Linked DNA regions of Homo sapiens: regions 2, 3 and 4 are each linked to region 1. Evidence: chromatin contacts called from ENCODE Hi-C or POLR2A ChIA-PET data. All regions are on one chromosome and are shown on one strand. Each heading gives the region's core, a stretch centred on a gene start or an enhancer-like site at or near the end of the contact. The rest is flanking DNA. Distances are from core to core; before and after follow the strand shown.

Region 1 (5,219 bases), core at 1,272-3,771:
TTTCTCTAGTGCTCCACGGTGATGAAAGTGAGCTATTCCCCTGAACATGTGGGGGAGAAACGAAATGTGGAAGGCAACCTTTTCCTCTAAATGCTCCTGCTTTCAGCCCCACAGCTCTCAGACAGGAGGCTAATGCTGCCAACTCCCAGACTCTTCCAGACTCACTGGATTAAATGAACTTGCTTCCTGGTTTCCTTCCACATAGGCACTGGTGTTCCATATTCTCAGGTCGATAAAGATCTGATCTCCAGCTCTTGAACTTTTGTTAACTGATTTATCTGCTGTCATTTCTTCTTATGGATTCAACTATGTCCTTGTGGATTTTCCCTTGTTTTTTATTTTATTTTTTGAGATGGAGTCTTGCTCTGTCACCCAGGCTGGAGTGCAGTAGTGTGATCTCAGCTCACTGCAGCTTCTGCCTCCTGGATTCCAGCGATTCTCCTGCCTCAGCCTCCTGGGTAGCTGGGATTACAGGTATGTACCAGCTAATTTTTGTATTTTTAGTAGAGATGGGGTTTCACCATGTTGGCCAGGCTGGTCTCAAACTCCTGATCTCAGGTGATCTGCCCGCCTCGGCCTCCCAAAGTGCTGGGATTACAGGCATGAGCCACTGAGCCTGGCTGATTTTCTTTTTTTTGAGACAGAGTCTCTGTCACCCAGGCTGGAGTGCAGTGGCACCATCCTGGCTCACTGCAACCTCTGCCTCCCAGGTTCAAGCGATTATCCGGCCTTAGGCTCTCGAGTAGCAGGGACTACAGGCGCGCACCACCACGCCAGGCTTTTTTGTATTTCAGTAAAGACGGGGTTTCACCATGTTGGTCAGGCTGGTCTTGATCTCCTAACCTCGTGATCCGCCCACCTCAGCCTCCCAAAGTGCTGGGATTACAGGCGTGAGGCACTGCGCCCGGCCCAATTTTCCTTTATTTTTTTGAGACAGAGTCTCGCTCTGTCGCCCAGTCTGGAGTGCAGTGGCGCGATCTCGGCTCACTGCAAGCTCCGCCTCCCGGGTTCACGGCATTCTCCTGCCTCAGCCTCCCTAGTAGCTGGGACTACAAGCACCCGCCACCATGCCCTATTTTTTTTTTTTTTTTTTGTATTATTAGTAGAGACGGGTTTTCACCGTGTTAGCCAGGATGGTCTCGAGCTCCTGACCTCGTGATCCGCTCACCTAGGCCTCCCAAAGTGCTGGGATTACAGGCGTGAGCCACCACGCCCGGCCTTCCTTTTATTTTTATTTTTTAAATCTTCCTATCATTTTTAGTAAATGACCTGGAAGCAGCAGACCCAACTGGAAGCGTACAGGTTCAAGAAAGCCTGTTTAAGCAGAAGTCTCAGTATTTCTGTGGAACCATTCAGTTTTTTTATTTTTATTTTTTTGAGACATTGTTTCACTCTGTTGCCCAGGCTGGAGTGCAGTGAGGCAATCTCAGCTCACTGCAACCTCCGCTTCCTGGGTTCAAGCAACTCTCCTGCCTCAGCCTCCTGAGTAGCTGGTATTACAGGCTGGAGCCACCGTGCCCGGCTAATTTTTGTATTTTTAGTAGAGACCGGGTTTCACCATGTTGGCCAGGCTGGTCTCAAACTTCTGACCTCAGGTGATCCGCCTGTCTCGGCTTCCCAAAGTGTTGTGATTACACGCGTGAGCCACCGAGCCCAGGCCCAAGTGATTTTTAAATAGCTTAAATCAGATCATGTCATTTCCCAATTTTAAAATGGGCAGAGATGGTCCAGCAATCCCACTTCTGGGTACAGACGCAAAACAATCAATGAAAGAGAGATCTGCACGCAGCACTGTTCACGCTAGCGAGGAGATGGCAACAGGGCAAGCGTCCAGCAATGGGTAAGCGGTGGGGTCGGTGCACGCAGGCGTCCAGCAATGGGTAAGCGGTGGGGTCGGTCCACCCAGGGAGCGCTGGTCCCCCTGGAAGGAAACCCAGGCTCTAACGCGGTCCCTCTGAGGACCCTGCTAGGCGAAACGCGCCGGCCATAGAAAGACTGTCCCGCAGGAGAGGGCGGTGTTCGGCCCGGGGTTTGAGGGGTCGGGACCAGGAGGAGGGACAGCCCGGCCGAACCTGAACGCACTTCAGGCCGCTTGAACAGCACACGCAGGAACTGCGCCGACGGAAAACTTTACTTCGTGTTCCGCCACCAAAAAAATATCGTTTAAACAAACCTGCGGCAGCTTCCCAGCTCCCTTAAACCAGGATCCCAAGTTCTCCGCGTCTCCGCCCCTGCACCCAGCCTCCGGCCTCGGCAGGCGCTTCCGGTGCGGAACCTTCTGGAAAGTACCGCGCCGCCCTCCCGGCGTCCCCACAACCCCGCCCGCACCTGCGCGCACCGGCGCTCGCGAGCACAAGTGACGGGACTGGAGCGTGGCGCGGCAGGTGGCTCCACGAAAACGCCCCTTCGCGCAAGGCTGCCCCGCGTCCTGCCGCGCCCCAGGAGGCGGGACTTCCGCCCCCGCCGCCCGGAAGCGGCAGCCGGGGGAAGCGTGTTCCTCGCGGAGCGCCGTCGGGGCCGTGGGCGCCTGCGCGGGCCGGCGCGGGAGCAAGCGGCATGGCGTTCCGGCAGGCGCTGCAGCTGGCGGCCTGCGGGCTGGCCGGGGGCTCGGCCGCCGTGCTCTTCTCGGCCGTGGCGGTAGGGAAGCCGCGCGCAGGCGGGGACGCGGAGCCACGCCCGGCTGAGCCGCCGGCCTGGGCGGGGGGCGCGCGGCCGGGCCCCGGTGTCTGGGACCCCAACTGGGACAGGTGCGCGCGGGGCTGTTTGGGGCCGGGGTCGGGATGGGGGTCAGGGCAGGTGTTACCGTTGGGATCGAGATCGGGACCAGGTTTAAGGTTGCGATCGGGTCGGGATCTGGGGTCGCCGTCTGCTTTCCCCAGCGGAGGAGCCGCTTTCCGGGGCCGCTCTGCGCGGAGGGTTCCGGGGGCGGCTGACCCTTCCCGCCGGCTTCTGTGGCCGAGCTCCGTCGCGTCCTCGCCCTTCTCCCCGCCCCTGCGAGTCCGCCCTGGGTGCCATCGCCGGAGCGCGGGCCGGGGCGAGGCTGAGGTGGAAGCCGGGCCTCCTTCAGGGGCGTTTGCAGGAGCGCGCCCGCGAGCTGCGTGCGGTTATTGAGCGTTTGAAATATGGCTCGTGTGATTCCTGAAGGGAATGCTTAGTTTACGTCAATTTAAACTTAACGCAAGCAGGGCCGGGTGCGGTAGCTCAGGCCTGTAATCCCAGCGTTTGGGAGGCTGAGGCCGGAGGATCGCTTGAGAAATTTGAAACCAGCCTGGGCAACATAGTGAGACCCCCATCTCTACAAAAAATACAAAAAAAATTGGCCGAGCGAGGTGGCGCGCGCCTGTGGTCCCAGCTACTCGGGAGGCTGAGGTAGGAGGATCCCTTGAGTCCAGGGGTCCCAGGCTGCACAGTGTGAGCCGAGATCCCGCCACTTCACTCCAGCCTGAGCAACAGAGCCTGTCTCAAAGGAAAAAAAAAAAAAGTAGTGCAGGTTTTTAACATTAGTTATGTGTTGAAATAGTATTTTTAGCATATTGAATTAAAAGTATGATCGAAATTCACCTGTTTCTTTTTAATGTTGCTATTAGAAAATGTATAATTTCACATGTTGCTGGCATTCTGTTTCTGTCGGCCAGGACTGCTCTAGCGGCAAGGATGGTTTTCCCAGTCCTAACTCCTCATTATACTCAGTACTTTGAGAAAGGGGGCACAGAATTATACTACTGTGGTTGCGTTAGGTACTTTATATTAGATTTTTATCTTTTGTTAACCTTATTTCCTCTATTATTAGCATCATACACTAAGCATGGTGTATATATCAAAATTAATGAGCCAAAATAATATAGATTAATTATAGTTATTATATTAGTTTATAATACATTACTGTTAACTAAGGTTCATGTTTCATTGAGATTTCCTCAGCTTTTACCTGCTGTTCTGTTCTAGGGTCCCACATGACAAGTAGTCTTCATGCCTCCGTAGGCATGTTTTGGCTGTGACAATTTCTCAGACTTGTTTTGATGATCATGAGTGTTTGAGGCGTCCTGGTCAGGGGTTTGGTAGAAGGTCCCTCAATTGAGACTTCTCTGAAGGTTTTCTCATGATTAGACTGGAGTTACATTCTTTTTCCTTCTTTTCTTTTTTCTTTTTCCTTGAGACGGAGTTTCGCTCTTGTTGCCCAGGCTGGAGTGCAATGGTGCAATCTCGGCTCACTGCAACCTCCGCCTCCCGGGTTCAAGCAATTCTCCTGCCTCAGCCTCCCGAGTAGCTGGGATTACAGGCACGCGCCATTATGCCCAGCTAATTTTGTATTTTTAGTAGAGACGGGGTTTCTCCATGTCGGTCAGGCTGGTCTTGAACTCCCAACCTTAGGTGATCCTCCCACCTCGGCCTCCCAAAGTGCTGGGATTACAGGCATGAGCCACCATGCCCAGCCTGTTATATTCTTTTTTAAAAATCAGAATTCTGAAAAATCAGAAATTCTGAATCAATATTCTGAATTTCTTAGGTCTTTTTAAGGAAACAGATTTACTCTGCCGTTAAAGAACTTGAAGTAGGCTGGGTGCGGTGGCTCACACCTGTAATCCCAGCATTTTGAGAGGCTGAGGTGGGCGGATCACTTGAGGTCAGGAGTTCGAGACCAGCCTGACCAACACGGTGACACTCTGTATTTACTAAAAATACAAAAAAATTAGCCAGGCATGGTGGCATGCACCTGTAGTCCTAGCTACTTGGGAGGCTGAGGCAGGACAATCACTTGAGCCCAGGAGGTGGAGGCTGCAGTGAGCCCAGATCGTGCCACTGCACTCCAGCCTGGGTGATAGAGTGAAACTCTGTCTCAAAAAAGAAAAAAAAGAACTTGAAGTAGAACCGGGAGCTGAGCCCAGCCTTTCTCTTTTAAGCAGGTGTTCTGTATTTGCTTGTCATGTCTGGGGAGAAGTGAATTGGGCCTTGTGGGTTGGGAAAGACTTATACAGACAGAAGGCATGAGCAACTACAGGAAGGTGCTAGAAGACAGCATGTTTCTTCTTGAGTCTCACCTGTCCACACTTGAAAGTTCCAGAGCCTCATCTGGTGAAATCTCCAGCTTCTTCCTGGAGGTCTCATGCAGTTTACGGCTTCCTGTCTCTGTGCCTATAGCTCCCAAATATTTTCTCTGGCTCAGCCTGACTCCCCCATACCTGCCAATTTGAGTCTTGGCCTGGTTTATGACAGGCCCC
Region 2 (5,219 bases), core at 912-3,411, 370 kb after region 1:
TATAGGCGTGCACCACCACGCCCAGCTAGTTTTTGTATTTTTAGTAGAGATGGGGTTTCACCATGTTTGTCAGGCTGGTCTCAAACTTCTGACCTTGTGATTCGCTGGCCACAGTCTCCCAAAGTGCTGGGATTACATGCGTGAGCCACCACGCCCGGCCTGTATTTTTTTTTTATTTTTATTTTTTGAGATGGAGCCTCACTCTGTCGCCCAGGCTGGAGTGCAGTAGCGCCAACTTGGCTCACTGCAAGCTCCACCTCCCAGGTTCAAGTGATTCTCCTGCCTCAGCTTCCCAAGTAGCTGGGAATACAGGCACCCACCACCATGCCCAGGTAATTTTTGTATTTTTAGTAGAGACGAGGTTACACTCTGGCCTGTTGGCCAGGCTGATTGCAAACTCCTGACCTCAGGTGATCTGCCCGCCTTAGCCTCCCAAAGTGCTGGGATTACAGGCATGAGCCACAGCACCCGGCAACTCCATCTTAAATAAGAACTGGGTAAAATAAGGCTGAGGCATACTGGGCTGCGTTCCAAGACCGTTAGGCATTCTAACTCACAGTATGAGACAGCAGGTCAGCATGAGACACAGGTCATAAAGACCTTGCTGATAAAAGTTTACAGTAAAGAAGCCGGCTAAAACCCACCAAAACCAAGATGGCAATGAGAGTGACTTCTGGCTGTCCTCATTGCTACGTCTTCCACTGTCAGAGGCGGTTGAACCAGGGCAACTCTATCTTGAGTAGGGGCTGGTTAAAATAAGGCTGAGACCTGCTGGGCAGCATTCCCTGGAGGTTAAGGCATTCGTAGTCACAGGATGAGACATGAGGCTGGCACAAGATACAGGTCATAAAGACCTTGCTGATAAAACAGGTTGCAGTAAAGAAGCCGACTAAAACCGAGATAGCGATGAGAACGACCTGATTGTCCTCACTGCCCACCAGTGGCTATGGCAACGTCAGGAAGTTACCCTATATGGTCTAAAAAGAGGATGCATGAATAATCCACCCCTTGTTTAGCATATCATCAAGAAATAACCACAAAAATGCGCAACCAGCAGCCCTCGGGGCTGCCCTGCCTATGGATTAGCCATTCTTTATTCCTTTACTTTCCTAATAAACTTGCTTTCACCTTATGGATTCGCCTCAAATTCTTTCTTGTGCAAGATCCAAGAACCCTCTCTTAGAGTCTGAGATCCGGACCCCTTTCCAGTAGCAAAAGGTCTTAGACTGAAGTACTGACTCCACAGTCGTTGTTAAGAATCCTAGTTGTTTAATAGAGGCGGTCTTGGGCTCTTGCTGGGCCGCGGTGTGTTCTGGGAAGTGTAGTCACCTGAGTCTCCAGTTCCTTGTCTCTGGGCCGTGTGTGCACGCCAGCGAAGCACTGTGGGAGTCGTAGTAGGGGAGGAAAACCCTATACCCTCTGGCGTGCGGCGCAGGAGTTTGGGGGAATGTAGTCGCCAGAGCTCTGCGTTGTCTTCCGGCTTTGGGCGTGGCCACGATGCACTCTGGGAGTCGTAGTAGGGGAAGAACGTCCTCCGCTCTTTTGCGCACGGTCGCTAGAGGTTCTGGGAAGTGTAGTTGCCTGAAGCTCGTGTTCTTTGTCTTTCGATGATGTGCGCTTGGCCTCAAAGCACCCTGGGAGTTGCAGTGGGGCGGGGAAAGCCATATGCTCTCTCGCGCGGGGTCGCGGTTGTTTCTGGGAAGTGTGGTGGCCTGAGTTCCACGTTCTTCGTTTCTCCGCTAGTTGTGCGCTTGGCCGCGAGACACTCTGGCAGTTATAGGAACACAAAGGTCTGTGTACTCTTCCGCGGGGGGCCGCGGTTATTTCTGGGAAATGTAGTTGCCTAGGACCCGGGTTCTTTGTTTCTCGGCTCTGGGCGTGGGAGGATAGCCCCTATGCTCTGGCGCACCGGGCCGCGATGGCTCTGGGAATTGTAGTTGTCGCAGGCCCTCGTTCTTTGTCTCCTGGCGTTCTGGGCACGGCAGCGAGGCGCTCTGGGAGTTCCAGTAGGAACGAAAAGCCCTTGCGCGCAGGGCCGCATTGGTTTCTGGGAATTGTAGTTTCTTGAGGCCGGCGGCCTGGTTGGGGTGACGTCGGCGAGGCTTCTGAAGACGCAATTCCTGCGACGCCCGCGGAGGGGCCCTGGGGGGCGGCGCCGAGCGTCTGGCCTGTGTTGGCTGTAGGCAACGAAAGGAGCCCTCCCGGTCTGCGCCGGATGGCCCCGGGCGGTGACTCGGTCCGGAGCCCTGGAACGCTACGCCCACCTGGCGGAAAGCACCACGGAAACGCATCCTTCTGTGGCCACTGTTAGGTGAGGGGGTTCTGGGGAGGCGCGCCGTGGCAGGAAGAGAAAGCCGGCGCCAGTGGTCCAAGCGCGATCTCTCAGGGCGCCCTGCTCTCTACGTGGGAGGCGCGGAGCGGGGGCCACGGGAATCCCCAGTGCGGGAATCTAGTGACTTGGGCGCGGCCTAGCTGGCCTGTTCGCTCAGGGCTCCTTTCTCTCTCTGCCAGGTCTGCCATTTTACACTTTTCTGATCTCCTCCTTCCCTTCTGTGAGCTATGTCTCAGGTAAGCTAATGATTGATAAATATATATATATATATATATATAAATTTTTATTTTTTTTTTAAGAGAGAGACAGGGTCTCCTCCTGTCGCCCAGGCAGTGGAGCGATCATAGCATCCTGTAACCTCAAACTCTTGGCCTCAAGTGAGCCAACCCACTTGGCCTGTTTCCGCTTTTCTTTGTGAAGTGCAGCCGTGTTTTTCAGGACTTGGGACGTGGCTTTCTTTCTCCTACAACCACCTGCCTGGCAGAACCCCAGGACCCTGTCCCTTGTTCCTCCTTTTCAGGTGCTTATACTTAAGTATACATGAAGAGAGTGACAGGAAGCTATCCAGATGTGGGCGGGGTTTCTGACCTGGCTGGCATGTTTTAGGGTGAGAGGGTAGGGTGCCAGCTGTTACATCGCCTCCTCTTTCCCACAGTGTTAGAATGAGGAGTGCTTTACGTTACTCCAGCGCCCCTTTATTCATTTATTCAATATGTTTTTACTGAACCTCTACTTTCAGTGGTTCCCACAGTGTGATCCTTGGACCAGCAGTATCAGCATCATCTGAGAACGTATTAGAAATGAATATTCTTGAGTCCTACCCCAGACCTTCTGAATCAGAAACTGAGAATTTGGCCCAGCAGTCTAACAGTCCTTCCAAGTGATTCTAATGTGCAACTCATTCTAAGTCTTGAGGATGCAGAAGTGACCAAAACAAAATCTCCGAATCCTCAGAGCTCATTTTTCAGACATGACATAAGGAACACATTTTTATTTTGATTTGGCCTAAGGGCTTGGCTGGTAATTGTGCTTCACAGCAGTGGGGATAACAGGGTCAACTATTCAAAATGAGTCCCTCATTTCAGTTCCACTTCTTTATCCTACTTTTTGTCATACTTCTCTCCAAATTCAGAGGTTCTCTGAGTTTTGCTGGGGAATCCAATTTCCACCTCTGCTGCAGATCTTGCTGTGTAGGAAACAGCTGCTTTATTAGTCAACAGTCTTTAATCACTTTTTTATTAAACTTCAAAACTGTAAATTATAACTGCCATCCATCTGGGACTGCTACTAGTTTGAGACATTTTAAATTCCCATTCATGCCTTATAGATCAATGTGGATCACTCAAGTGGTGCAAAACCAGGCTGCAAAGCAAGGGCTTATATATTATTCCCCCTAACTCTGAGGGAAAGTGCTTTAGGTTCTGTCCTGGGAGGTATTACATTCTCTTCTTGCGGAATCAAGATTCTTTATTGCTTATCCTCCTTGTTCTGTGACATTGCTAAAATTACCACTAAGTTTCACAGGTATTTCTTTAGGATTAGGGATAACTGTGACAAACTTGAGACTGTATGCCCCATTTGAAGGGTGGTGCTGTTATCTGCTGTAGCGAATTATTACCCTGAAGAAATTCTGGCTGAATTATATTAAAATAGGCTGGTATTAAGGAAAATATACATTGTTTATTAACATAAAGGAATACTGTAAAATCTTAAGAATTTTTACAACCAATGCCAAAAATCCATATTGTTCATGTGTATAATCCTTTATTTTGAATAAAATTGTAAATTATCTCAGGACAGATAATTTATGTTTTTCTCCTTTTCTCCAGTTATACAACAAAACACAAGAGCTAGGCTCTTCATTATATAATTACTCAGAATTCTGAAAACTCTCACTGTTACTACTTAGACACATTGCCTAACCTCCACAGTGAGACTCATTTTATTCCTTGATGAGGGAGTTTGGGGGCATGCGTGCTGGTCATGCAAATATCTGTCCGTCATTTCAGGGGTCAGTGACATTCAGAGATGTGGCCATAGACTTCTCCCAGGAGGAGTGGAAATGGCTTCAGCCTGCTCAAAGAGATTTGTACAGATGTGTAATGTTGGAGAACTATGGCCATCTGGTCTCACTGGGTAAGTATTCTTCTTCATCTCCCTCAAGGCAAAATTTGACCGTTAGGGTGGCTGTTATAATTATCTGGCTGAATATTCCCAAGAGAGGTATGGGGTTTCTTAAAATTAGTTTTAAGATGGGGACGTAACTGCACCTTATTTTTAGACATTTTAAAAACTTACATCTGACATTTCCTTTGTGGCCCCTCTTAGGATTCAATGACTGATCTTGAATTTATTTCATTTTCTGCAAGCAGGTCTTTCCATTTCTAAGCCAGATGTGGTTTCCTTATTGGAGCAAGGGAAAGAACCCTGGCTGGGGAAAAGGGAAGTGAAAAGAGATCTGTTTTCAGGTGAGTGAGTTGGAAGCTGATGGGGAAATTTTTTAAAACCACTCAATTAGTCAATGAAAAAGGAATACTTTTTAATATGTTGATTGGAAAATTTTCCCTTAAAGATACTAGAGATACGCTAGGCACGGTGGCTCATGCCGGTAATCCCAGCACTTTGGGAGGCCGAGGTGGGTGGATCACGACGTCAGGAGATCGAGACCATCCTGGCTAACACGGTGACACCCCATCTCTGCTAAAAATACAAAAAAATTTGCCGGGCTTGGTGGCGGGTGCCTGTAGTCCCAGCTACTTGGGAGGCTGAGGCAGGAGCATGGCGTGAACCCGGGAGGCAGAGCTTGCAGTGAGTCGAGATTGCGCCACTGCACTGCAGCCTGGGAGACAGAGCAAGACTCCATCTCAAAAAAAAAAAAAAGATACCA
Region 3 (5,219 bases), core at 2,011-4,510, 330 kb after region 1:
TGACACAATCAAGCCAGTGAATGTATCCATCACCTCACATAGTTACCCTTTAGGTATGTGTGATTAGGGTATTTCAGGCTTACTCTAAGTGAATTTCAAGCGTACAACATATTATTAACTGTCGTCACCATGCTGTCCATTAGGTCTCCAGAATTTATTCATGTTATAACTGCAAGTTTGTTCTCTTTTTAAAACATTTGACCAACATCTCCTCATTTCCCCTACTTGCCACCTGACCTCTGGTAACCACTCTTCCACTGTTTCTATGAGTTCGACTTTTTAAGATTCCACATCTACGTGAGATCGTGTAGTATCTTCTTTCTGTATCCGTGTATTTCTATGTGTATTTCACTTTGCATAATGTCCTCCAGGCTCATCCATGTTGTAGTAAATCACAGAATTTTCTCCTTTTTTGAGGCCAAGTAATATTCTATTGTGTACGTATACTACATTTTCTTTATCTTTTGATAGATGCTTAGGTTGTTTCTACATCTTCACTATTGTGAATAATGCTGCAATGAACAGGGGAGTGCAGATATCGCTGAGATATCTTTTAATTTTATTTATTTTGGATATATACTGCTATGATTTGAATGTCTATGCCCTCTGAAAATTACGTTGCAACTAACCCCCATTGTAACAGTGTTAGGAGAGTGGGAAAGCTGCCTATGGCAATTGAGAGGTGGGACCTTTGGGAGGTAACTAGGATTAGATGAGCTCATGAGGGTGGGCATTAGTGGCTTTATAGGAAGAGAAAGAGAGAAATGGGCTCGGCTGCTTGATCCCCCTTCACAGTGTGCACCCTGGACTGACCTGGGGCTCTGCAGAGAGTCCTGCTAGCAAGGAAGTCCTTACCAGAAGTGTCCCTCAACCTTGGACTTCCCAGTCTCCAGAACTGTAAGAAATAAATTCATTTTCTTTATAAATTATTCAGTGTCAGGTATTCAGTTACAGCAATAGAAAATAAACTAAGACAGAAAATTGGTACTGAGGAGTGGGGCTGTTGCTAATAATAAATCCTGAAAATGTGGAAGTGGCTTTGGAACTGGGTAATGGGCAGAGTTTGGAAGAGTCTGGAGGAGCAGGTTAGAAAAGGCCTAGATTCTGGTGAGGGATTGTCTCAAAAAAAAAAAAAAAGAAGAAGAAGAAGTTGTGAAACCATGCCCCCAAATAGTTAAAGAAACCAGTGACTAACGAATTTTTTTTTTTTGAGATGGAGTCTCGCTCTTGTCGCCCAGGCTGGAGTGCAGTGGCGCGATGTCGGCTCGCTGCAATCTCCACCTCCCAGGTTCAAGCGATTCTCCTGCCTCAGCCTCCCGAGGAGCTGGGATTACAGGTGTGCACCACCACGCCCAGCTAATTTTTGTATTTTTAGTAGAGACAGGGTTTCACCATGTTGGCCAGGCTGGTCTCGAACTCCTGACCTCAGGTGATCTGCCCGCCTCGGCCTCCCAAAGTGCTAGGATTATAGGCGTGAGCCACCGCGTCCGGCTAACAGAAATTCTTGAGCTTACAGGATGGCAGATAAGAAACAGTTTGCTGAAACTCCGTTTGTAATATAATACAACTGGCTGAAATCAGTTGAAACCAATATAACCAAACGGAGTCCATGCAGAATGAGCTTGCTGATGTCGCAGCCTGAATTTCCACTGCACTTTTCACACTAACTCTACCTTAATTTGCACATGGGACCCAAGAAGAGGCTTGAAGAGACAACTGCACATGGTCGGGGACTTTCCAGACTTCCTTTTTCCTTCACCATTCACCTGTGAATCCCAGAATCCACCCTCTAAACCTTTTTTCACAATAGTGCTGCCTTAAGGGCAGCACAGAGAGATAGATTTGAACTAAACTCCTGTCACTTTGTTGGTCAACTCGCAATTAAGCTTTTCTTTTCTCAAACGCCTGGTGCCATAGTATTGGCTTCTGTGCACATCGGGCAATGAGGTCTTTTGCGTAGCAGTATTTGGATATCCGGTTTCCTCACGCTATTTATTGAAGCGACTGTCCTTTCCCCATCGTGTATTCTTGACACAAGATTAGTTGACTTGCCTAAGATTAGTTGACTGTATATGCATGGGGTTATTTCTGGTTTTTCTACGCTGTTCCACATTGGTCCATGCGTCTGTTTTTATGCTAGTACTTCACTGGTGAGTTCTACCTCTGGGAATAAATATAAGAATTCTCTAATCACTGGATGTTTGAAGCAATTCACTAAGCAACTCATTATGATGCTTTCTGGCAAAGGATCTCTGAATTTGTCTTCAAATTGTGGATAAAATTGGGTCAAATTTGGCCCATGTTGTCCTGGAGAATCATTTGTGTCACAAATTATCAAATTTATTAGTATAGAGCGGATTTTCATTCAATTTCCTATGTGTCTATGGTTATTTCTCTTTTTTCATCTCTCTCCTCCATCTCCCCGGCCCCATCTTGCTGTCATAAGCATCGTGACTTACCTATAATTCTCCCTACGACTCCAGTTATGGATCAACTTTACTTTTTTCTGTTAATTCTTACCTTCTTTCCATAAATATATTTAAATTTTTTCTGGTTTCCTCAACTGAAGTCAAACCAATTGAGTATTGGTGGGCCGGGCGCGGTGGCTCACGCCTGTAATCCTAGCACTTTGGGAGGCCAAGGCGGGCGGATTGCCTGAGCTCAGGAGTTCGCGACCAGCCTGGGCAACACGGTGACTCCCCGTCTCTACTAAAATACAAAAAAATTAGCCGGGCGTGGCGGCGGGCGCCTGTAGTCCCAGCTACTCGGGAGGCTGAGGCAGAAGAATGGCGTCAACCCGGGAGGCGGAGTTTGCAGTGAGCCGAGATCACGCCACTGCACTCCAGCCTGGGTGACAGAGCGAGACGCCGTCTCAAGAAAATATATATATATATTGGTGGATTCGGTTTCCCTTTATGTTTCTCAGAAAACCGTGTGAGCCCGTTTGGAGTCACTCCGTCTCCAAGCGACAGGCACTTCCGGACGCGGGGCACTGTGGGAAGTTGAGTTCGCGGGGCTCCTTCCTTCGCGCATGCGCACATGCACTCTTGGTAATGCTTGCAGGTGGCCCGTTCTTCCTCTTTGTCCTTCGCTGCCACGTGAGAGGGGAGTGTACGCGTGTGCGCGCGTGCGAGTGTGCGCGTGTGCAGTCCCCGACTCGTCCCGGCCCGTTCGGAGCCGCCCGGGAGCGCACAAAGGCCGACGGTTTGGGCGCGTGCGCGGGACACGGGGGACGGGCGGTGTCACGTGATCGCGAGGCCGCGGGCGCGCGGGCGCGACTCGGCGGCGGCGTCTTTTGTGAGTTCAGTGAGTTTATTGCGGGCCCGGCGCTGGGGGCTCCGGGAATGGCGGGGGAGGCGCGCGGGAGTGGCCGCGGGGAGCTTCGGCTTCAAGGCCCTGGGCGTCCGCGCGCGGATGCGGGTCTGGGGCGGGTTGGGGCTGGGCCGGGTCGTGAAGATGCCGTGGGCCGCGGAGCTGCGCGGATTCTGGGCTGTGGGGCGGGCACGGCCTTTCCGGAGGCGCCGCTCCTGGGCGTCCTTTCAGGCGGGCGTGGAGGCGCCAGCCTCGGGCGCGTTTAGCCTCGGGCGCGTTTAGCCTCGACCTCGGGCCAGCCCGCTTGCCGCGCCGTGGCCCTAAGGAGCGGCTGCCCTGCTGGACCGCATCCACCAGCAGCCTGGCTCTGCCGCTATCGAAGGAGGCTTTTAAAGCGCTGGGGTTACAGGTGTGAGCCACCATTCCTGGCCGTGTATTTTTTAATGGTTATATTTATTGACTGTTTTAAATTTTTTAAGTGACTTTTGCTTTTGGTATGGTGTAGCGAAATCTCCCCTCAAATTATACATATATTCATTCACCTGTGGTTTTTTTTTGTAGACATTCTTAGGGTTTCCATTATTTTAAAATTTAACCCACTGAAAGTAGTTGTATGAAATAGCTACGTTTATTTTCTTTCAAATATTCTTGTATTCATTAAATAATTTAATTTTACTGATGGCTTTGAAATGCTACATTTATTGCATGCTGACTCTTGCATATTTAGACAGTTTGCTTTTTTTCATCTGTATAACTTCTCTGGAGCCAGTGTCAAATGTTATAATGATTATAATTTGTATGTATTACAGTGGGCCTGTTCACACTCATTATTTTGTATTTCCAAAAGCATCCAGGCCCGGTGTGGTAGGGCATGCCTGTAGCCCCAGCTACTCTGTAGGTTGAGGTAGGAGGATCACTTGAGCCCAGGAGTTCAGGGCTGCAGTGAGCTATGGTTATGCCATTGCACTTCAGCCTGGACAACACAGTAAGACCCTGTCAAAAAAAAAAAAAAAGTGTCCGAATTGTTCTTGAACCTTTTTTCTTACACATAAACTTTAGAATTTTGAGATTCTGATTGGAGTCGATGAGTTATATAAATCATTTGAGGTCAAATTATCTTCACAATCTGAAGTCTTCCTATCCCAGAATAAAATCGAATTATAAATTTCTTTAATTCTATTTTTATAGTTCTCATTGGTGTTTTTAGTATGCTTCATATGGGTCTTGATATTCCTACATATTTTATGTATTTTGTCAATTATGAGTCGGATTTTATTTTTTTGTTATTTTATGTGAGTTGTTTATATCTTACAGAAATAAGGTTATTGACCTGGAAAGATGTTCTTCACATAATGGGAAAAAAACAAAAACAGCTTTTAAATATGACCATATGCTTCCATTGTATGAAAAATATCACAATAGTTTCCATCATCCTAAGAATGGTTACCTGTGGTGAGATCATAGATAATAGTTCTTATTTAGCTTGTGTATGTTTTTTATATTTTGCCATCATATATTACTTTTATAATAATAATTATAGCTAGTATATGTTTCGTATGACTGTGTGCCAGCTTTTGTTCTAAGATTTATGTATTATCACAATTTAAGGTATAAAGGAGTCATTTCTTGTATAACTGGGAGAAACTGCTGTGTGTTTCTGAGTTGGCACTGAAGTTTGAACCACAAAAAGGCATGAAAAAGAAAGTGCTGCTTGTTAGTGTGATACAGTTGAGGCAGGGCGTCCTTCATTTATATTTTTGTGGGAATTAGTGACTGAATGTGTGCATGGGAATAGGAGCTGACTCCAGGATTTATGTTGTGTGTGTTTGTGCATGTAGATATGCACAAATGACAATATGACTTTAGTATTCATGCTTTGAACATAGCAGGATAGAGAATTAACATTT
Region 4 (5,219 bases), core at 1,984-4,483, 280 kb after region 1:
GAACAGAACCGACTAGAACATCCAGTGCAACGTGGATCAGAACCGGCTAGAACATCCAGTGCAACGTGGATCAGAACCGGCTAGAACATCCAGTGCAACGTGGAACAGAACTGGCTAGAACATCCAGTGCAACGTGGAACAGAACCGGCTAGAACATCCAGTGCAACTTTGAACAGAAGTGTTGAAAGCAGACACCCTTGCTTGTTTCCTATTATAGGGGAAAAACACTCAGTCTTTCACCATTCTGTAGGATGTTAGCTAGGGTTTTTAAAAAATGCCCATTATCAAGTTGAGGAAATTCCCTTTTATTCCTAGATTGTTGAGAGTTTTTGCCATGAATAGACGTTGGTTTTGCTAAATGCCTTTTGCTGCATCTATTGAAATAGTCACATAGTTTTTGTTTTTTATTATACTGATTTTCAGTGTTGAACCAATCTTTCATTCTTGGTATATATTCCATTTGGTCATTTTACAAAATCCTTTTTGTATGTTGCCAGATTCAGCTTACTAACATTTTTCTTAAACAGCTTTATTAAGTTATAAAGTGATATAGAATAAACTGCATGTATTTAAACAATTTGGTAAGTTTTCACATGAGTAACCACCTGCAAAACCAGTTTCAGGAGAAAAAGAGTTTTCTCAAGCCTTAAGAATTTTTGTGTCTATGTCTATGGTACTACACACCATAGGAATATTGGTGTGTAGCTCTGTTTTGTTTTTCCCTCGTGATGTCTTTGTCTAGCTCTGGTATGAGAATAATACTGGCTTCATAGAATAAGTTGGGAAGTATTCCCTCTCATCTATTTTCTGAAAGAATTTGTAAAGAATTATCCTTTCTTCTTTAAGTATTTGATGGAACTCACTAGTGGAGCCATCCATTCCCAGATTTTCTCTGTGGGAAAATTTTTAATTAATTAATTTCTTTTTTTGAGACAGGGTCTCATTGTGTTGCCCAGACTGGAACGCAGTGGTGGGATCATGGCTCACTGCAGCCTCAACCTCTCAGGATCAAGCATTTCTCCTGCCTCAGCCTCCCAAGTAGCTGGGATTACAGGTGTATGCCACCACACCTGGCTAATTTTTTTAATTTTTAATTATTATGAGTACATAGTAGGTGTATACATTTATGGATTACATGAGATATTTTGATATAGAATGCATATTATAATGCAATGATTATTATGCAATGCATAAAAATCACATCAGGGAAAATGGGGTACCCTTAAGCATTTATCCTTTGTGTTACAAGCAATCCAATTATACTTTTAGTTATGTTAAAATGTACAATTAAATTATTTTTGAGTATATCCTGTTGTGCTAGAAAATACTAGGTCTTATTCTAACTATTTTTTCTGCCAAATGACTATTTCCATCCCCCACAGTGTCCCACTACCCTCCCAGCTGCTGGTAACCATCTTTCTACTCTCTATCACCATGAGTTCAATTGTTTTAATTTTTGGCTCTCACAAATAAGTGAGAATATGTGAAGTTTGTCTTCTCTGCCTCGCTTATTTCACTTAATATAATGATCTCCAGTTCCATCCATGTTGTTGCAAATGACAGGATCTCATTCTTTTTTATGGCTTCCTAGTACTCCATTGTGTATATGTACCACATTTTCTTTATTCATTAACCTGTTGATTGACACTTCGGTTACTTCCAAATCTTGGCTATTGTGAATAGTGCTGCAGTCAACAAGGGAGTGCAGACAGCTCTTGGATATACTGATTTTCTTTCTTTCGGGTATATACCTAGGAGTGGGATAGCTGCATTGTATGGTAGCTCTATTTTTATTTTTTTGAGGAACCTCCAAACTGTTCTCCATAGTGGTTGTACTAATTTACATTCCCACCAAGAATGTACCAGGGTTCCCTTTTCCCCATATCCTCACCAGCATTTATTATTGCTTGTCTTTTGGATAAAAGCCATTTTAACTGGGGTGAGATAATATCTCGTTGTAGTTTTGATTTGCATTTCTCTGATGATCAATTATATTGTGTACCTTTTCATATACCTGTTTGCCATTTGTATGTCTTCTTTTGAGAAATGTCTATTCAGATGTTTGGCACTTTTTTTTTTTTTTTTTTTTTGAGACAGGGTTTCACTCCTGTCATCGAGGCTGGAGTGCAATGGTGCAATCTCGGCTCACTGCAACCTCCACCTCACGGGCTCAAGCAATTCTGCTGCCTTAGCCCCCCAAGTAGCTGAGACTACAGATGCATGCCACCACATCCGGCTTACTTTTGATATGTTTTGTAGAGACGAGGTTTCACCATGTTGCCCAGGCTAGTCTCCAACTCCTGGGCTCATGCGATCCACCCACCTCAGCCCTCCAAAATGCTGGGATTACAGACGTGAGCCATCGTGCCTGGCCATTTTGCACATTTTTAAATCTCAAAAGGCCAATCTACAATAGTGGTGTTATCTGTAGGAGTAACTGGGGAAGTTGCGTGTCTTGTGACCAATCCACATCTTAGCAGAATTCAGGCTCCTCTCCTCCCGCTAGCTTGGTGGTCTCTCATAGGTTTTACAAAGGCAGTTGGGTTTTGGAAAAGGGCTATCATTTGAACTATAACCTAAATGTCTTCCAAAGTTAGCTTGGCCTAAGCCCAGGAATAATGAAGGCATCTTGACAGCCAAAGGCGCGCAGAGTTGGGGGTTTGGTTAGATTAGACCTCCCCCACTGCTATAATTTTCTCACTGATATAATTTTTGCAAAGGCAGTTTCATTACTGGTGTGGTTCTATTTATTTGTTTTTCACATCTACTATAGTTTCTCCTTTATGAAGTTGGTTACTGTATTATTTGGTGCACTGATATTCAAAACTGTTATTTAACCCTATGAACTGCAGCTTTTAGCTTTACAAAGCGTCCTTTTTTGCTGTGCCTTCTGGTCTGAACCCTATCTTGTTTGATATCAAAACCTCAGCACGCCTGCGTCTCTGCTGGGGTCGGACTCTGAGTCAGTTCTACAGGCCCTGGGAAACTGGGCGTCCAGGCTCCGAGGATGGTACTGAACCTGGCGCAGCCGTGGGAGGGTGAACCAGGTGCCGCTGGCGGAGCCCCCTCCCAGCCTTCCTTTCCCGTCAGGCTGTGCCCCTCTCTAGATCCGCGGCAGCTGGAAGCCAGGCCTGTAACGAGGGAGCCTTCTCCGAGGATTGTGGGAGATGTAGTTTTTCCGGCGCCTTCGCGTCCTGGCGCATCGACGCAGGACGCACTTCCGCATGCGCCGCACTCCCGGCCTTAGTCGGGTGCGCGCGTGCAGGGCTGTTTCCGGCTTAGACTCAGTGGACCGGAATCTGGCCAGCGGGTGTACCTGGCTGAGTCTCTGTGGCCGCGGAGGCGCGGAGCTAAGCGGCTCGGATTATCCTGGGCAGACCAGAGACTTGACCAGCTAAACACTTCCGTCGGTCCGGGGCGTGGACGGGGCCAGATCAGCCTCCTGCTCTCCCGAGTCAGGGCCACGGAAAGGCACAAATCCATCCGTGCGACTCCTGGTACCCAGACCGGGAGGTTGTCTAGTCACGCGCGGTCTGTGTTGGGCGAGAGCTGAGGAGCCGGCGTCCCTGCCAACGACTCGGCCCCGGGACGGTCAGGAGCCTGGGGCCCTGGTCCCGCACCTGTCTTCGGGCGGACGCATCCCTCACGGTCTCTCCGCAGCCCGCGGGTCCTGCCCCCGCAGGCAGCGCGCGAACGTGGGCGTGGGGATGGCCACCAGTTTCCGGACAGCTTCGTGCTGGGTAAGTAGAGACTTTCCGTGTTTAAAATTCGACTGGATACTGAGGGTGGCCACGTTAATCTCTTCAGGGTTACTCCGGGAACTGAACTCACATTCAGCTGTAATTGTGTGCGTAGTTTACTAGACTACCCTCCCCACCAAACCAAAGCGCCTCTGAAGCTCGCCCAAGCTCTGGCCCTGCAGAAACGTGCCTGTGGTATTCTGTGACGGGCAGTTATACTGCACTTCATGGCCAGCTGCGGGCCCTGAAGTCTGAGGATCCTCCATCATTTCATGTTTTCTACACAAAGTTGTCTTATGGAGACCCTTAGAACTTAGCTGGAGAAATGATCAGTTCCTCCTTTTTCGTTTGGCCAAATGCTTGTTTATGGAGTGTCCTTTTGTCTGCTGGACTCTAAGGCTGGTGCTGGCAATGCAGAGATAAATTATGTATGTTCCTAATTTTAGAGGAGCTTTGGTTTGGTGGAGAGGGTAGTCTAGTGAACTATGGACGCAATTACAGGTGAATGAATAGGGAGAAAAGGCTAGGAGCGGAGCTCGAGAGTCCGAAAGGTAAGGGGCGGGCCAGTGGATCATCGGGACTTTATGAATTATTGATGGAGTGAACCAGAGGGGAGTCTTTACAAGTGATTTGATTGCCAAATCCTTTGCCCTCGGTGAGTGGTGTTGACGACGTTGCCGGATGTGGTGCTCTACCATTGAGCTATACAGCCGGAGACTAGGAATGCTATTGGAAGAGGGACCCTGGGAATGACTTTCGCAGGTGTTGAATATCCAATGCCTGTATTTCAGCCTGTAACTCACATGGGAGGTCTAAACTGGAAATACATAAAGACACCTTATTGTATTCGTGGAAGCTCAGAGTGTGACCAACTGGAACCCTCAAGAGGACCGAGGTGAGGACTCAGGTTAATGAAAGGAAAGGACACACGGTGGAGAAAGGCTGTTGTGCTAAAGAAACGAGAGAAAGTTAGGAGTGGATTTCTCCCCCTGTGAGTTTGTTCCTTTGTCAGAGATCAGTTGACTATATTTATATGGGTCTATTTCTGGGCTCTTTATTGAGTTCTATTGATCTATTTGTTGTTTCACTAATACCACACTGCCACACTGTCTTGATTTTTGTAGCTTTGTAATAAGTCTTTTTTTATTTTTTTGAGACGGAGTCTCGCTCTGTCGCCCAGGCTGGAGTGCAGTGGCGCGATCTCGGCTCACTGCAACCTCTGCCTCCCGGGTTCGAGCGATTCTTGAGCCTCAGCCTCCCGAGTAGCTGGGATTACAGGCACATGCCACCCAGTCCGGGTAATTTTTGTATATTTTGTAGCGATGGAGTTTAGCCATGTTGCCCAGGCTGGTCTTTATAGTAAATCTTTTGTTTTTTTTTCAAGGCAGGATCTCACTCTGTTGCCCAGGTTGGAGTGCAGTGGAACAGTCACAACTCACTGCAGCCTCGAACTCCCGGGCTCAAGGGATCCTCCACCTC

The links. A loop is a pair of places that touch in the nucleus more often than their neighbours do. ChIA-PET counts read pairs that join two places held with the same protein, here RNA polymerase II (POLR2A). Pooled maps may share reads with other maps.
Region 2: a map of naive thymus-derived CD4-positive, alpha-beta T cell shows a loop between it and region 1 (18-fold over the local background). The contact joins the promoter of ZNF140 here to the promoter of PGAM5 in region 1. A Hi-C loop is called at or near these places in 1 of 168 maps with a recorded cell type or tissue (naive thymus-derived CD4-positive, alpha-beta T cell), 13 of 37 single-sample maps with no recorded cell type and 15 of 50 pooled maps. POLR2A ChIA-PET finds 5 or more read pairs at or near these places in 1 of 52 experiments (A673).
Region 3: a map of CD4-positive, alpha-beta T cell shows a loop between it and region 1 (2.8-fold over the local background). The contact joins the promoter of ZNF84 here to the promoter of PGAM5 in region 1. A Hi-C loop is called at or near these places in 2 of 168 maps with a recorded cell type or tissue (CD4-positive, alpha-beta T cell and naive thymus-derived CD4-positive, alpha-beta T cell), 9 of 37 single-sample maps with no recorded cell type and 12 of 50 pooled maps. POLR2A ChIA-PET finds 5 or more read pairs at or near these places in 1 of 52 experiments (activated naive CD4-positive, alpha-beta T cell).
Region 4: a map of CD8-positive, alpha-beta T cell shows a loop between it and region 1 (10-fold over the local background). The contact joins the promoter of ZNF26 here to the promoter of PGAM5 in region 1. A Hi-C loop is called at or near these places in 1 of 168 maps with a recorded cell type or tissue (CD8-positive, alpha-beta T cell), 1 of 37 single-sample maps with no recorded cell type and 10 of 50 pooled maps. POLR2A ChIA-PET finds 5 or more read pairs at or near these places in 1 of 52 experiments (CD4-positive, alpha-beta memory T cell).

Annotation. Positions count from the first base shown.
Region 1 is chr12:132,708,321-132,713,539 of GRCh38, forward strand. PGAM5 (PGAM family member 5, mitochondrial serine/threonine protein phosphatase) reads left to right here and starts at 2,522. Exons shown (of 6, transcript NM_001170543.2): 1 at 2,522-2,747. The coding sequence starts at 2,557. LOC124903063 (a long non-coding RNA gene) reads right to left here and starts at 2,275. Exons shown (of 2, transcript XR_007063551.1): 1 at 2,174-2,275. RefSeq lists an enhancer at 2,039-2,088 and silencers at 2,259-2,718, 2,929-3,038.
Region 2 is chr12:133,078,762-133,083,980 of GRCh38, forward strand. ZNF140 (zinc finger protein 140) reads left to right here and starts at 2,162. Exons shown (of 5, transcript NM_003440.4): 1 at 2,162-2,311; 2 at 2,512-2,568; 3 at 4,342-4,468; 4 at 4,705-4,800. The coding sequence starts at 2,560. RefSeq lists enhancers at 1,191-1,880, 1,951-2,150.
Region 3 is chr12:133,034,249-133,039,467 of GRCh38, forward strand. ZNF84 (zinc finger protein 84) reads left to right here and starts at 3,261. Exons shown (of 5, transcript NM_001289971.2): 1 at 3,261-3,297. It overlaps ZNF84-DT (ZNF84 divergent transcript), which reads right to left and starts at 2,974. Exons shown (of 3, transcript NR_110091.1): 1 at 2,521-2,974. RefSeq lists an enhancer at 2,878-2,967 and a silencer at 3,188-3,367.
Region 4 is chr12:132,983,134-132,988,352 of GRCh38, forward strand. It overlaps ZNF26 (zinc finger protein 26), which reads left to right and starts at 3,234. Exons shown (of 4, transcript NM_019591.4): 1 at 3,234-3,740. The coding sequence starts at 3,708. It overlaps LOC124903064 (a long non-coding RNA gene), which reads left to right. Exons shown (of 2, transcript XR_007063552.1): 2 at 1-577. RefSeq lists enhancers at 2,855-3,324, 3,580-4,079, 3,805-3,854.